Regions from separate parts of the Homo sapiens genome. Here all the other regions are linked to region 1. Evidence: chromatin contacts called from ENCODE Hi-C data. All regions are on one chromosome and are shown on one strand. The core of a region is the stretch at or near the end of the contact, and the rest is flanking DNA. Distances in the headings are between cores, read along the strand shown.

What was found. A loop is a pair of places that touch in the nucleus more often than their neighbours do. Pooled maps may share reads with other maps.
Region 2: a loop to region 1 is called in a map of CD8-positive, alpha-beta T cell, with 11 times the contacts of the local background. The contact joins the promoter of CDKL5 here to the promoter of RBBP7 in region 1. A Hi-C loop is called at or near these places in 2 of 168 maps with a recorded cell type or tissue (CD8-positive, alpha-beta T cell and naive thymus-derived CD4-positive, alpha-beta T cell), 1 of 37 single-sample maps with no recorded cell type and 7 of 50 pooled maps.
Region 3: a pooled map shows a loop between it and region 1 (11-fold over the local background). The contact joins the enhancer-like site here to the promoter of RBBP7 in region 1. A Hi-C loop is called at or near these places in 7 of 50 pooled maps.

Annotation. Positions count from the first base shown.
Region 1 is chrX:16,868,220-16,872,862 of GRCh38, reverse strand. RBBP7 (RB binding protein 7, chromatin remodeling factor) reads left to right here and starts at 2,501. Exons shown (of 12, transcript NM_002893.4): 1 at 2,501-2,825; 2 at 3,643-3,787. The coding sequence starts at 2,810. RefSeq lists enhancers at 1,807-2,485, 3,495-3,584 and silencers at 2,225-2,534, 2,865-2,914, 2,935-3,274.
Region 2 is chrX:18,423,443-18,428,085 of GRCh38, reverse strand. CDKL5 (cyclin dependent kinase like 5) reads right to left here and starts at 2,478. Exons shown (of 18, transcript NM_001323289.2): 1 at 2,391-2,478. RefSeq lists a silencer at 2,158-2,227 and an enhancer at 2,563-2,857.
Region 3 is chrX:15,748,177-15,752,819 of GRCh38, reverse strand. It overlaps CA5B (carbonic anhydrase 5B), which reads right to left. Exons shown (of 8, transcript NM_007220.4): 2 at 2,655-2,849. The coding sequence starts at 2,796. CA5BP1-CA5B (CA5BP1-CA5B readthrough) reads right to left here. Exons shown (of 12, transcript NR_160544.1): 5 at 2,655-2,849. Among named protein-coding and RNA genes, the nearest start is that of CA5B, 12 kb to the right of the region's middle. Within about 2 kb of position 1,844, at least 20 of the 41 ENCODE cell types and tissues checked have a DNase peak (open chromatin) inside an H3K27ac peak, as active enhancers do.

The sequences.
Region 1 (4,643 bases), core at 1,252-3,751:
GACAGAATGAGAGCCTCTCTCAAAAAAAAAAAAAAAGAAAAGAAAAGAAAAAAAGAAAGAAATAGAAATTTAAAAATCATAGTGTAGTGTTTTTCAAACTTCAAGTTGTGACTAAGCGCAATCATGAAGTCCATTTAGAATTTGCATTTTCGAAAAAATGAAATAAAATTCATCCCTTCCTTGTGTGTGTGCACCTGTTTGTGCCTTACTCTATTAGCTGAGCACAGGAGAGACAAAAAGAACAACCCCAGAAAAGTGCCAGAAAAGATTAGGACCAGAGCTAAGAGGCTGGGGAGAAAGGCAAAACAAACCCAACAGTTAAGCAATCCAAGAGAGAAAACATATCACTTTTTTTAATGCAAAAAAAGTAGTATGGAAAAAAGGCCAAAAAATTAAATAGAATTGACAGATTCAATTTAACAACAACAAAAATGCAAAACTAATGAAATATGCTGTACATGACACTTTCGGATTAAATGCATGATAGTGTGTGAATATTCTCAGAAATTCCCAAAATATTTGTTCCATATTTCCTTCTCTGACCCTCACTGAGGTAAACAGTATCAAGATTTTAAAGCCAAGTCGTCTGGGAAGATTTCTTTTCTTTCAGTCCTTTAAACATTTCTTTTAATAGGTTTTGGAAATCATGTCTACTTGTCAGAAATGAGTACACTGTATTAAAGGGATACAAATCATCTCCCAAGCCGCCTCTTGCTTTGCACACGAGGTTCTCTTTGAAGCAGAGCCATAAGGTACAATTATTCTAGAACAAGGTGGGCAAACTACAGTCCTCCGACTAAATCTAACCCACCACATGTTTTTGTATGACCCTCGAGCTGAGAATGGTTTTTCCGTTTTCAAGTGATAGAAAAAAAAAATCAAAAGATTTTGTGACCCGTGAAAACGATTTTAGTGTCTGTAGTTTTATCGGAACGCAGCCAAATGCATCCATATTTTCCATGGCTGCTTTGCGCTGCAAAGCGACAGAGTCGAGCAGTTGCCCCCAAAGCCTAAAATATTTACTATCTCGGTCCTTTTAGAAAAAGTCTTGCCAACTAATGTCCTAGAATATGAGGGCTGTATTGCTTAAACACCCTTCCAACTCTCTTCCCTCTCTAGCCACCCCCTCAGCCTTAGGCACTAACAAGATTCCTTGACCCAGAATGGGGGGAGGGCGTTATAATAATGAACGGTATTGTATCGGAAACAACACAGTAAATATCTACAGAAGGGAATGTGACTGGTTCTGCCACTGACTAACGTCTGGGTTTGCGTCCCGGTCAGAAAAGTGGGCATGACAGCGGCATCTGCAAGATAGCATCTGAGCATGAAGGCACTTGGAAAGGTATCAAGGCAGCAAATGTTCCGGGGGTGCTTTTGCAAGAGGAGCCTCTCCCGGAGCTGGACGTACACTTCGGTTCCCTTTGCACGCAGGCACCTTGGTCGCCTCCCCCAACTCCGTCCCCTCTGCTCCTGGCCCTCATTTTCTTCTATTTCCCTTTTGGCCTTGCAGCCAGCTTTCTCCTCCCCCGACACACTCCTCAGGGGCTATGAAGTTCCTGAGCAGAGCAGGGCTCAGGTAAGCAGGCCCAGGGTAGTTCAGCCCTGCTCTCTCCAGCTCCGCCAGCTTGGGGTGGGGTCGCGCTGGGACCCCTGCAGGTGACAAAAATGACTCAGCAGGGGCCGGGGCTGGGATGAGAAAGGAACGCCAGTGCAGGGACAAAATCCCCTGAAGCGCGAAGAGGCCGCAAACCATCATCTTAAGGACCCAAACATCGAACAAATTAAAATGTAACAGTGTAAATCGGCTTCGGCCCGCCGGCGGCCTGTGCCGCCACAGGCTGCACATTTAGCCTAACAGGGCGGCCCGGCGGCTTTTGCAGGCAGAAAACGCCCGCGGCCTCTCCAAAAGCTCTCCTCCGTCTGAGACCAGCCCCACCTCGGCCCGACCGGGCCCCAGGAAAGGCCAGTCGGCTGGAGGAGAACATTTCAGGGGTGCAGAGAATTGCATGTCCGTGATTATCAGGGAGACTTTGAAGGCACAGTAATCTCTCGAGAACAGGAACCATTTTCCCCTCTTGCTCTGAGATTTTGCTTGGCTAAGCGGCGGCAGCCTCCCTGCCCCCCTCTCACCCCCACCACCGCTGCCGCTACAAGCAACCACGCCCCGCGGGCCCCAAGGCTCGCCGCCCCGGGGCTCGCGGCCCCCACTCAGCCGGCCAGCCGCGCCTCCATCAGCCCCGCCCTCGCGCGCCCCCATCCGCCCCGCCCCCTCGGGCCCTCATCCGCCCCGCCCCCGCGCGCCCCATCCGCCTCCGCGGCCGGCCCTGGGAGCGCCGGGCGAGCCCTCGCGCCTGCGCATCGCCAACTTCCTGCCGCGGCACGCTCCGCCCACCCCCAGAAGCCCGCCTCCGAACGCCGCGTGAAACCCGCCCGCCGCGCGTCATTGGTCTCGGCGCCGGAGCCGTTGGCTCCCAGACCCGCCTCTCCGCCTCCTCTCACTTTTCCCAGGGCGGATGCGCCTGCGCTCAGCTGCCTGGGCGGGCTGGGAGGCGCGGGTTGAAAAGTCTCGTTCCAAGTTTGGAGAGAGAGAGAAGAGCGCCTCAGACCTCGGTACCCGCGAGCGGGGAGGAGGCAGGAAAGAAGGACGCGGCGTCTGGGGAGCACCCAGGCAGCAAGACGGGGCCCGGGCTTTCGACAGTGGGGAGTGTGACGCGCTTGGGAAAGGCAGGAGCGCCAGCGGTCGGGCTGCTCTTGGCTAACGAGAGGAGTCCGAGGCGGCGGCGAGGGGCGAACGACCCGACGCAAGATGGCGAGTAAAGAGAGTAAGAGGCCCTGCGGGGCGGCGCGCGCCGGGGCCGCGGGGGGCGGCGGGCGCGCGAGGCCGCGGCACGCGCCGGCGAAAGGCGCGAATTGGCGTGCGGAGCAGGGGGCGGGGCCGGGCGCGAGACTGGGCGCGCGCCTCGAGGGGCCTGCGCGGGACGGGACCGCCGCGCCGAGGGCTCCGAGCACTTCCGGAGCCGGGCGCGGGGCCGAGGGCTGGGCCCCCCTCTTCCCTTCCCTCCTCCAGCGGCTGCGCTCCCTCCGGCGCCCTCGGCCCCGGGGCGGAGGCGGCCCCCGCCGCTGGGAAGCGAGCGCCGCGGCTCTTTCTACGCGCGCGCGCGCGTTGACCGCCTCGGGGTCGCGGCCCTTGTCCGGGGGTTGCTGGGGTCCTCAGGCCTATGGCTGCCGAGGCGGGCGTCGTGGGAGCTGGGGCCTCCCCTGATGGGGATTGGAGAGACCAGGCCTGTGGGCTTCTGCTACACGTGCATTTGTCTTCCCGACTGGGTCGCGCAGCCCCTGTACGTACAGGTCGTCATCTTAGAACAGGTGCGAACAGCTGTAACAGGGTAAACAATTTCCATGTCCGTGTAATTGACTACCCAACATGGTGTACGCAGGGGGTATTGATCTCAATGGAAAAAATAGGCTTCCTGATTGTTAGTATTTTCTCCACCTTCTGGAAGAGCAGTTAGTTGTCCGTGTCCAAATTAGAGGTAAAAGGAAAGAGTACATGAGGTGTGGCCATCTTGAGGTGACCTCCAATTTCTGACTTTGATCTATCTCAGCCACTTAATCGTGTGGGCTTTCTCCAAATTTCAGTGTTTGAAGATACTGTGGAGGAGCGTGTCATCAATGAAGAATATAAAATCTGGAAGAAGAATACACCGTTTCTATATGACCTGGTTATGACCCATGCTCTTCAGTGGCCCAGTCTTACCGTTCAGTGGCTTCCTGAAGTGACTAAGTAAGGGTTTCTGGCAACTTTTATTTTGTTTAAATTTAACTGTCGTTCTGAATTTCCTAGTTTTGGCGTTTTATGCATAGAACATAAGTATGTAATCAGCCCTTGCATGAGGTGGCAGGTGGTTTTTATTTTCAAAACTTACGTGATTTGTGGGATGATTTCTGGTGTATAGTGTGGTGGTAAAAGGGGAGAAAGAAGCTGTTGTGAGATTAATCGTGTTTGGAGGAAGCACTGAATATATTTGACATTTCCTGGGCTTGAATGTAGAGCAGCATCTTTCTGGGCCCAAACTAATGCGTTTCTTTAAAACTTTACTGAAAAATAGAATATTTACGGAAAAGTTCACACATCTTAAGTGTTGTATGGCTTGATAAATTTTTACAAAGTGAACACACGTAACAGTCATCCAAGATAAATACATTTTAATTGGTAAAGGGAAAAAGACCTTGTCAACAATTGACCAAAGAAAAGATGTTATCGGCTTATGGAATACACTTTGAGATTGCTGTTAGTCTTCATAAGAGTATTCTTTTCTGTTACATCTGCAGTTTCTCTGGTAATAATTGCTGGCATTTATTGAGCACTCAGAACAGGGCCTGGCACATCTGAAGAATCTACGTCCTGTTGTTTGTTGTAATCCTCATAATAGTACTATGCTGTAGGTACTTTTCATCATCCTTGTTTTACTGATAAGGAAACTGGGAGTGAGAGTTTAAGTGCCATCCCAAGATCACACAGCTGGTCCCTGCATTAGACTGCCTTTCTCATTCACTTGCACCTTTTCTAGTAGGAACTTGACCATGTACTTTTAAAGTGTATTAAATATGGGGTCAGGCACAGTGGTTTATACTCCTGT
Region 2 (4,643 bases), core at 1,229-3,728, 1.6 Mb before region 1:
GTTAACTGAAACTGCCTTAACCCCAAGCAGCATATTTGCAACCGAATACATCTGATTCGCAATCAGTCAACCTTCTATTACCCATCTATGCGAGACGGCCCTGCAATTTCTTTCAATGGGAGCCTTTCCTTTTAAAACCCCAGGGGACACAATAGATGCCACACTCTGATTTAAATAATTCCAAGAAAATTACAATATAAACAAAGGCAGACTTAGGGAACTTGCATAAGTAAAAATCAAAAACCTGAGAAAAAGGGGTAAAAAAATACCAATCACAAACCCCTAAATCATGAATAAATTTTAAGACTGAGCCAGGAAAAAAGGAATTACTCTCTGGACAAAGAATTCTATTTCAAATTTAAAAAAAATATATCGGATTTTGATTTTAAAAAATTTAGGCTTAGGAAATATGCTAAACAACAAAACTGGAATACTCAACTGTTTGATATATATACATCTAGCAAATTAATCGCTGCATTGACTATGTTAAAAAGGCAAGACAATTCAAAGAGATTTGATACCCTCTCCAATTGAGGAACCCCCAACTACTCTGAAATGGCAGATAATATCTAACACTCTTGGAATGGTTAACTTTATTTAGTATGCCTCTTTTGTAGTTCTATTATTTAATAGAGCCAAACGGAATTTTTCCCTAATTAGGTTTCCTTGTACTTGTGAAATGCTCAGCATACAGTGCTGGCAGCATTAGCTTCTCTCTTCTGGCTCCTTCCCCCCTCAACCACCCTCACCTCCCCCCCAACCCCCGCCCCGAAAAAAAGATTTCCTTCCCAAATGTTCTCTTCTCTGCATTTGTCAACAGAAACACCTACTGGTGGTGTCAAACTGCTAAGACTGCTGCAGGCTTCCTTATTCCTGGTTTCAGTGTCAACGCCAAAAATTCTCAATCCTAAAATAGTACTTTTAATAAAAAGAAATTAGAAGTCTTGCTAGGTACTCAACCTATCATATTCTCGAAAAGCAGCACGCCTTTTTTAAAAATCTATTATTAATGGACCCTAATTGGATTGTTAATCATAAGATCATACTATCACCTTCAACACTAACATACAGGAACAAGTAAATATAGCCTCTTCACATTTTGTGAACAAAACATTTTAAAACACTTGAAGGAAATAAAAACAAATTTACATCTAAGTGTCACTCACATGTAATTCCGAATAGCCTCGGTGAAGATGTCTTTTTTGTAACCCTACAGCAAGAAAGAAACAAGCTGGAAATGTTCCAGCAGATGTTACCTAAAACGATAATCCTGTTCTATACACATCTCTGTCTCCTGTTTCTGACAAACGCTCTCAGACAAATTAATTTGTGTAATCTTTTACATTAACTATATAACCATTACGTTCAAACAAACCTAATTCAGATGCACAGAAAGAAATCATTCGGTGTCAACAATACTTTCTAAAATCAGCTTAAATTCCAGCCAATTAAAATAGATTGTGCTAACAGAATACTGATCTGCAACTACTTAAATATCACAGCACCCGTCTAATCTCACTGTAGAGATACTAAGGTCAGGCTTTTCTTATTCAGGCATCTGTTCTTTAACACTCAAATGAAGCGAAAAACAAAACCCTCAAGGAAGATCTGCCTTTACACTGAAATATGTTCAGGTTATTTTTTTCCCCAACGTGGGCACAAAACGTGTCAATGCAAGGAGGACCTGTTCGTTCTGGGAGACGGTTCCAAATCCCAGAATCCGATTTCTATGAGGGTCCAAAAGGTATGAAGGTCTGAGAAGGGGCCATTCTTCTTCCCCGCACTATGCCAGTCGTGAACTTCACAGCATCGCCTGAAACTTGTCCGGGGGAGGTTGCGGAGCCGCGGGGCCGGCGCCCGGTCGCTAGCCCACCCTCGCGGGCAGCCAAGGTCAGAAGGGCCCGGGCCGCGACTGACGGCCCCTGGCGAGTCTCGGGCTCCCTCCGAACTCGGGCAGGGGGCTGGGGCGCGCAGGCCCCTCCTCGGCGCCGGCGGGAAGGGGCTTACCTCGCCGCAAGCCCCGGGGAGCTCGTGCCGCGGGAGCGGCGGGGCGGGGACGCCGCAGACCCGCCGCTGAGGGGAACCCCGCGGGGCGGGCTCGACCCGCCGCCCCTCTTTCACACCCTTTCGCCTCCCCACACCCCAAAAGACAGCCCCAGCCCCTCGGGGGAAGCCCTTCCAGAGGCGCAGGGGAGCGCTGAGGAGGGGCTACTCCGGGCTGGGACGTCCTCACCGCGTCGCCCCGTTCCGGGGGAACCGGCGCCCCCGCCCCTTCTCTTGTCCGCCCGGGGGGACTGGGTGGGTCTCCACTCTCAGGAGAAGCTGGGTGGACGCGGGGCCGATGTAAGGGTAAGAAGGCTTGGCGGGCGGGTGGCGGCGCGACTACTCACCCCGCCGAGTCCCCCACTTCTAGCAGGGGACCCCACAGCTCCTGAGGACGCCGTCGCCGCTTTACCTTCCCCAGCGGCAGAGACAACTAATCGAAACCTCCGGCCCCGCCCTCTAGCAGAAGCGAACGCGCAGCCTATTTTGCTAACTGCCCCGCCCCAGCCGGCCCGTTCGGACCAATGGGAAAGCACCTCAGGTTTTGCCCGATCCCGCCTTTACCCCGCCCCCTTCTGGTAGGAGCCAATGAGGAGGAAGCGCTTGTCCTGGGGTTCGGGCTCGCGCCGCTCGTGCTCGAGTCTCCGAAGCCGAAGAACGCTGGTTCCTTATACAAGCTCGCCTGCGCGCTCACGCGCGCGCCGCGCCTCCTGGCACGCCAGGTTTGGTTGCCCCGCCAAGCCCTAGCAACCTGGGCTGGAGAGGCTGAGAGGGGCGGGGCCCGAGCCTGGAGTCGACGCCGGGGGGTAGAGCGGGGAAGCAGGGAGAGGGTCGACGGTGGTGGGGTGGGGAGATCGTGACTGAGAAAGGGGTGGCTGCGGGGGTAGGAGGTGGCGAGGAGGCCCCGGAATCCGCCTGTCACTGCGGAAAAAAGAGGGAATCCTGCCTGCAGCGCAGCTACCCTGCCCTCCCTCCGGAGGGACCCGTGCCGGGGGCTGGGGTGGGGGAAGTCGGAGAAGAGGGGGAGAACATACTCGGGGCGGGAGCTGAGAAATACAGGATGGAGGATGGTTTATCTCTGTTGTTGGTAAAAATGATATCGAAGTCCATTGCTGCTGCTGCCCAACTGTTGCCGCTGCGTGTGCACACACACACGCACATATGCACACACACAACACACACTCACACGTACACTCATCCAGCAGCTTGCGGTCCCTTGGGTGAGTTAGGCGCAAAGACCTAGCAGCCTGAGGATTCCTTACACAGCAGCTGGGCGCGTGCAAAGAGCTGTTGCAGCAGTAGCAGCAGCAGCAGCAGCAACGACCCACACCTCCGCTTCGGTCCGATGCTCTGCCACACAAGATCCCCCAGCTGGCTTGAAAGCAATGAAGTCATCGCCCAACCAGTACAAATGTAAAGATCTTAATACCCACCATGGATCGGGTTTCCAAGGAGGATGAAGAGGTGATGAAATTGAAGGAGATAACATTTCCAATGCTACTTTTAGAAAATAAAGAAAAAAAATTTTTTTAAAAAGACATTGGGGACAAATCTATGGAAAGCTGCATAATTATTTTCGCTTTAACAAGCAAAGGAGAAAAATAGGGTCTCTTCTGGTTAGGAAAAGCACGGAAAATAGGCAGTGTATGAGGTCATAGCTGCCACCAAATTAGAAAGATGCAGTACTGTAATAGGAAATAGATATTTGGGATAAAATCCACTTAATCTATTCCTGTAGTGAATCTGGTAACAATATGTAGCAGCATGCTCAGTTTGGCCACTTGATACCAAGCCAATAGGATTTTCTTTTTCATAACGGTGAATATTTGATGAGGAAATGAAAGTGGAAGCATATTAGAAAATTTTACAGGTAGGAGCAATGAATTAGCAAAGAGGGAAAATGGAGTCAGAGGCAACAACAGAGGGCTTCGCAGAGTCTCCTGCCTCCTCCAGATGCAAAGTAACAGTGCTGTGACCTCTAGCTTCACCCACGTGGATCCAGAACTCCTGGGGCAATCACTCCATTTTCATCCCTGTATATCAGAGCCTTTGTACTAGGAATTTCAGCAGCATTACCTTTGACTCAAATGAATAATTTTTTAAAATTTTATTTAGACCTGGTGAACCGGAAGTAACAAATTAATTATCCGTATAGATTGAGAAGATGGAGAAAAAACAATAACTGAACATCTGTTAATATAGGTCCAATTTAGTATTAAGTAGTAATATTAGATGCCTTATAATGTGCCATCCCATATACACAAATATGACCTTCTGCTTAGGGACATTTGCTTTGATCTGGTTTTAAGTAGTGGTAAAGGATTTCTTGCAGTCACTTGCAGTTTAGTTAATTCGTCTTTTGGTCAAAAACTAACCTTTCTAGAAAGTTAGTAAAAGTTTAAAAAGTACCATGCGCCGGGAGCAGTGGCTCACGCCTGTAATCCCAGCACTTTGGGAGGCCAAGGCAGGTGGATCACCTGAGGTCAGAAGTTCGAGACCAGCCTGGCCAACATGGTGAAACCCCATCTCTACTAAAAATAGAAAAAAATTAGCCGGGAGTGGTGGCGTGCACCTGTAATCCCACCTACTCAGGAGGCTGA
Region 3 (4,643 bases), core at 595-3,094, 1.1 Mb after region 1:
ATATTTCCTATTCAGATCTTAGTTAATCTCTTTAGGATTGGGAGGGTCTGGAAAAAAAAGATCTAGCTATGTTAACAGAGATTTTTTTTTTTTTTGAGACAGAGTCTCGCTCTGTCGCCCAGGCTGGAGTGCAGTGGCGCGATCTCGGCTCACTGCAAGCTCCGCCTCCCGGGTTCACGCCATTCTCATGCCTCAGCATCCTTAGTAGCTGGGACTGCAGGCGCCCACCACCACGCCTGGCTAATTTTCTGTATTTTTAGTAGAGACGGGGTTTCACCGTGTTAGCCAGGATAGTCTTGATCTCCTGACCTTGTGATCCGCCCGCCTCGGCCTCGCAAAGTGCTGAGATTACAGGCGTAAGCCATCGCGCCTGGCCCAGAGATTCTTTACAGATACAAATTTTCCCCCATGCAGAACAGCTTTGCAGGGCTATTTCAAAACATGGCAAAGAAACATGTTTTGGGGTAAAATATTTTGATTTTCTTCTTTGTCTTGTAATGTTATGCCAAAGTCAGCTTGGAAAGTAAATCACGATATATAGGGTTGAATAAAACCCATCTGGTGAGAATTTATGATTTGTGGGGCATGACTCCCCAGACCCCTTAGATAGGAATTTGGGCAAGATAAAAAAAAAATCAGAGTTTCGTCCTCACAATGTATACCTTACATGTATTGATTTATGTCTTGCGTGTAACTTCTGTCTCCCTAAACCATGCTGTAACCCAACCACCTTGGGCATGTGTTCTCAGGACCTCTTGAGGCTGTATCATGGGCCACAGTCACTCATATTTGGCTCAGAATGAACCTCTTCAAATATTTTAGAATTTGGCTTTTTTCATTAACACGTTATCTTTTCAAACCCTCAAGAATCTGGGGTCATTCTTGGTCACAAGTGTACATTGGCCTTCTGTTGGGGTATTGAGCTGTCAGAAACAATGAGAATTGTCTTTACAATTGAGCAGACGAGGGTCCAGAACATAGAAACAGGACCGGCTCGAAGGCCCAGAGCAGCAAAGACCACAATATTATTCTTGGGGCAAACAGGTTGGAACAGTATAATATGCTACAAACAAAATCAAATGGTGACTGTCCCCTGTTTTTCCTAGTAACTTAGAAACAAGAACATGTCATCTGTTGTGGGAAATTCACTAAGTAAAACTGCCCCTCCCGAAGCCACTACTGTTTGTTTTTTTTTGTCAGCACTAAAAGCAGCAAACTATCCTAACTACATACGTATACCGGATTTGGATGTTTAATTTCAACTGTCAAAAAAAAAAAAAGCAAAACTATTAATACTTTCCAATATAAACCATAGACCACAAAGTGCCAGTGTTCAGAATAAGCCAGTCTCAGTAGGATGTGGCATGTTTGTAGGAAACCACACCTAGCAACCAGAAATTTATTATGCCTCTGGTCCGTTTATTTGAAAAAGAACACAGTCAATGTTGAAGGAAACAAAATAAACTTACAGTGAAAATATATTTGTAGAGCAGTTTCAAGCCCTTGGATGTAGCTAGATTAGCATTACTAATTTACAAGCATTCCATTCTTACTCAGTCTTTTTATTATGTGCATATGGGGTCAAAGAAAATAAACACTAAAGGGGAGAAACCTAGACCTCAGTGCAGTCCAACATTTGAAAACTCTGTGCCAATGTTTTTTAAATAATGGAAAACATGAAAAATTCCTCCTTAATGATAATACTTAGCCATTTCATCTCTTCATTAACTCAAAGTTATCTGTTCACAAATACACACATTATCCTTTCCCATTCTCTCAACTGCCCTCTCTAGGGCAGTCACGCAGAGCATGTTTGGCAATGTCTGCAGACAGTTTTGGTTGTTATAGCTTCATGAGGGTGCTACTAGCAACTAGTAGGCAGAGGCCAGGAATGCTGCTAAAGACCCTCCAGGGCACAGGACAACCCCCTACAACACACAATGATCCATCCTCAATGTCCATCATGCCGCAGTGGAGAATCCCTGCCACATCCGGACATGGGCAATGCCTTGTATTTCCAGGAGGGGAACGAGATGAGAGAGGTGTGAGGAAGACCATTTCCTGCCTCACTCAATCTTCCATCCTTACAGCAGAGCACACACTTGCAAACTGATCAGCTAGAATTAATTCAGTAATTCCTAACTCAGGACAGAATATTCCAGAACGTTGAAGCTAGTAAACTGTTTACAAACATTTACATGCAACTTCCAGAAACTTAAGGTTCCCAGAAATAATTTGTGGTTTGTGGATCAACCTTTGTTTAAAAGAAAAAAAAAAAGACAATTGCTACCAAGAAATAATAAACAACAGGTTCCAAAATATTAAAAACCGGGATCTGTCTCTTGTCCAGTTTCTGCATGACATCATTTTAACATGCTAAAATTAGTCAAGAAAGAACATTCTACATTTACTTTCATGAATCAACAGAGAAACAGTTATTCTCACAGTTCATAAGGCATATAATCCTACACTGGAAAGCCAAAGACAGCATAGCTACAAATGTTTAACATGTGTGATTATTATAAAGATGAGTATTTTTGCTCTTGCACACTTGCTCCCTCTTTTCTTTTCTCTTTTTTTCTAAGAGATGAGATTTCACTCTGTCACTCAGGCTGGAGCCCTTTTTGTTCTCTTTAAGGAAGTGGTGTACTCACAGGCTCGGTTCCGGGTTTTGTAAGTACAAGTATAGAGGCTGCAGGGCCTCGCTGGCATGAATCTCGGAATCTGGAACTTTCTCCACAGCAATTTGCCTGGAGAGGCTTGAAGAATGACCCTCAGGCTGTTCATCACCACCATCTTTAGCTTGAAATCTTGATCAGTTCCCAGTTAAGTTGCAGGAACTTAATAATCTAGAGGGATGAGGGCAGAGGAGGGAAAGCTGTAAACAACAGAAACTTAAGATGATGGAGAAACCTCTAAGCAGGACAATATTCAGACTAGCAGTACACACCCTGAGGTGGAGGGAGGGAGGGCAGATGAGAGTCAACGGTTTATCCACTCTTGTTCCTCAAACTCATTGGTCCCCTCAGTGGAGGGCAGGGAGGGTCCTGAGGACTGACTCACATGCTTTGCCTTTCCCTCAGGGTTGGCGAATATTAGAAATCCAGAGAAAAGCTTCTCTTTATCCACAAGAATGAAAAACTGTTTACAGTACAGTTTCTTAAAAAAAAAAAAATTGCTCCAGGAAATCCCAATTAATTATCCAGCATGGTATTTACATGTACGAAGAACCCCAACATTAAAGCTCCCTCCAGGCTGACTAAAAACAAACATCTGCATCTAGATTGCATACAAAACAACAACAACAAAAAAACAAAAACAAAAACAAAACAAAAAACCCAAGATACATCCTGCCAAAATAGTCATGGACAGTTTTGAAATCTGAGCTTAAATATAATCTATGACTCTTTGCCAATTTTAGGTGTAACACAATGGCCCTTGAACATGGGAAAACAGACAAAGTTAATCCTGAATTCTCTCTCTACCTTTCACATGGTCACAGTCAAAGTCTCAGAAGATGAAGATGATGCTTTCCAAGGTATTCACTATGGTGTTCTGAAGTTATGGTAATATTAACTTTGAACACTTTCCCCACCACAATACTGCTTCATCCATTTTCCCTGAAAACTATCCCTATTCCATTCTGAAATTTTGAAAAAAAAAAAATCAATTCTTCTTGGTTACACATTCATTCCACTACAGATTTAGAAGTGTTTAGTCTGAGTACTTGAGACACATTCAAACAGATGTTCAGGACATCCTTTGTGCAACCATGACTGTGGTGTGGCTGCAAGGCCATGTGCTCTGGGCCTGCTAAGATCTCGGCCTCACATCCATTTGCACTCCTGCCTGCCCACCAGCTACGTGGGCTTCAGATCTTCCAACTCCTTTCTTTCCCTCCGACCTGTGCAGAGGCTCTTTTTTGTATTTTTCATAGAGATAGGGTTTTACCATGTTGGCCAGGCTGTTCTTGAATCCCTGATCTCAAGTGATCCTCCCACCTCAAGCCTCCCAAAGTGCTGGGATTACAGGTGTGAGCCACTGTGCCCGACCATCCCTGGCTAACTTTATTTTTTTTAGAGATGGGGGTTGGCGGGGGCGGGGGGGGGGGTTCTCACTATATTACCTGGGCTGGTCTCAAACTCCTGGACTCAAGCAATCCTCCTGCTTAATGGCCTCGCAAAGTGCTGGGATAACAGGTGTGAGCCACTGCATCTGGCCTGCTTATAGTTTTATGTGTGTGTTTGTGTATATACATTTTTGAACGGAGCATGTATGTCAAAATGCACCTTATTTAAGAGATGCAAATGTTTGACTCAGGATATCAAACATGGACTGGTAATCAACTTTCAAGGGATTATCTTGATGGTGCCTTGAGCTAAATAATAGTGATATAGGAGTTAAGAAGAAATTACTTAGGCAGATAGTGAGGATATGGGAGTCCTCAGTAAGGTTTTCCTTTTAATAAAAAGCAGCCCCCAAATCATTTTCTTTCCTAACAAAGAGCAGCCTGTAAAATTGAGCTGCAGACATAGACAAGCAAGCTGGAAGCTTGCACAGGTGAATGCTGGCAGTTGTGCCAATAGAAAAATACTACATAGGACTAGGCATGTTCCAAATGGCGGCTTCATCTTCCCTTTGCC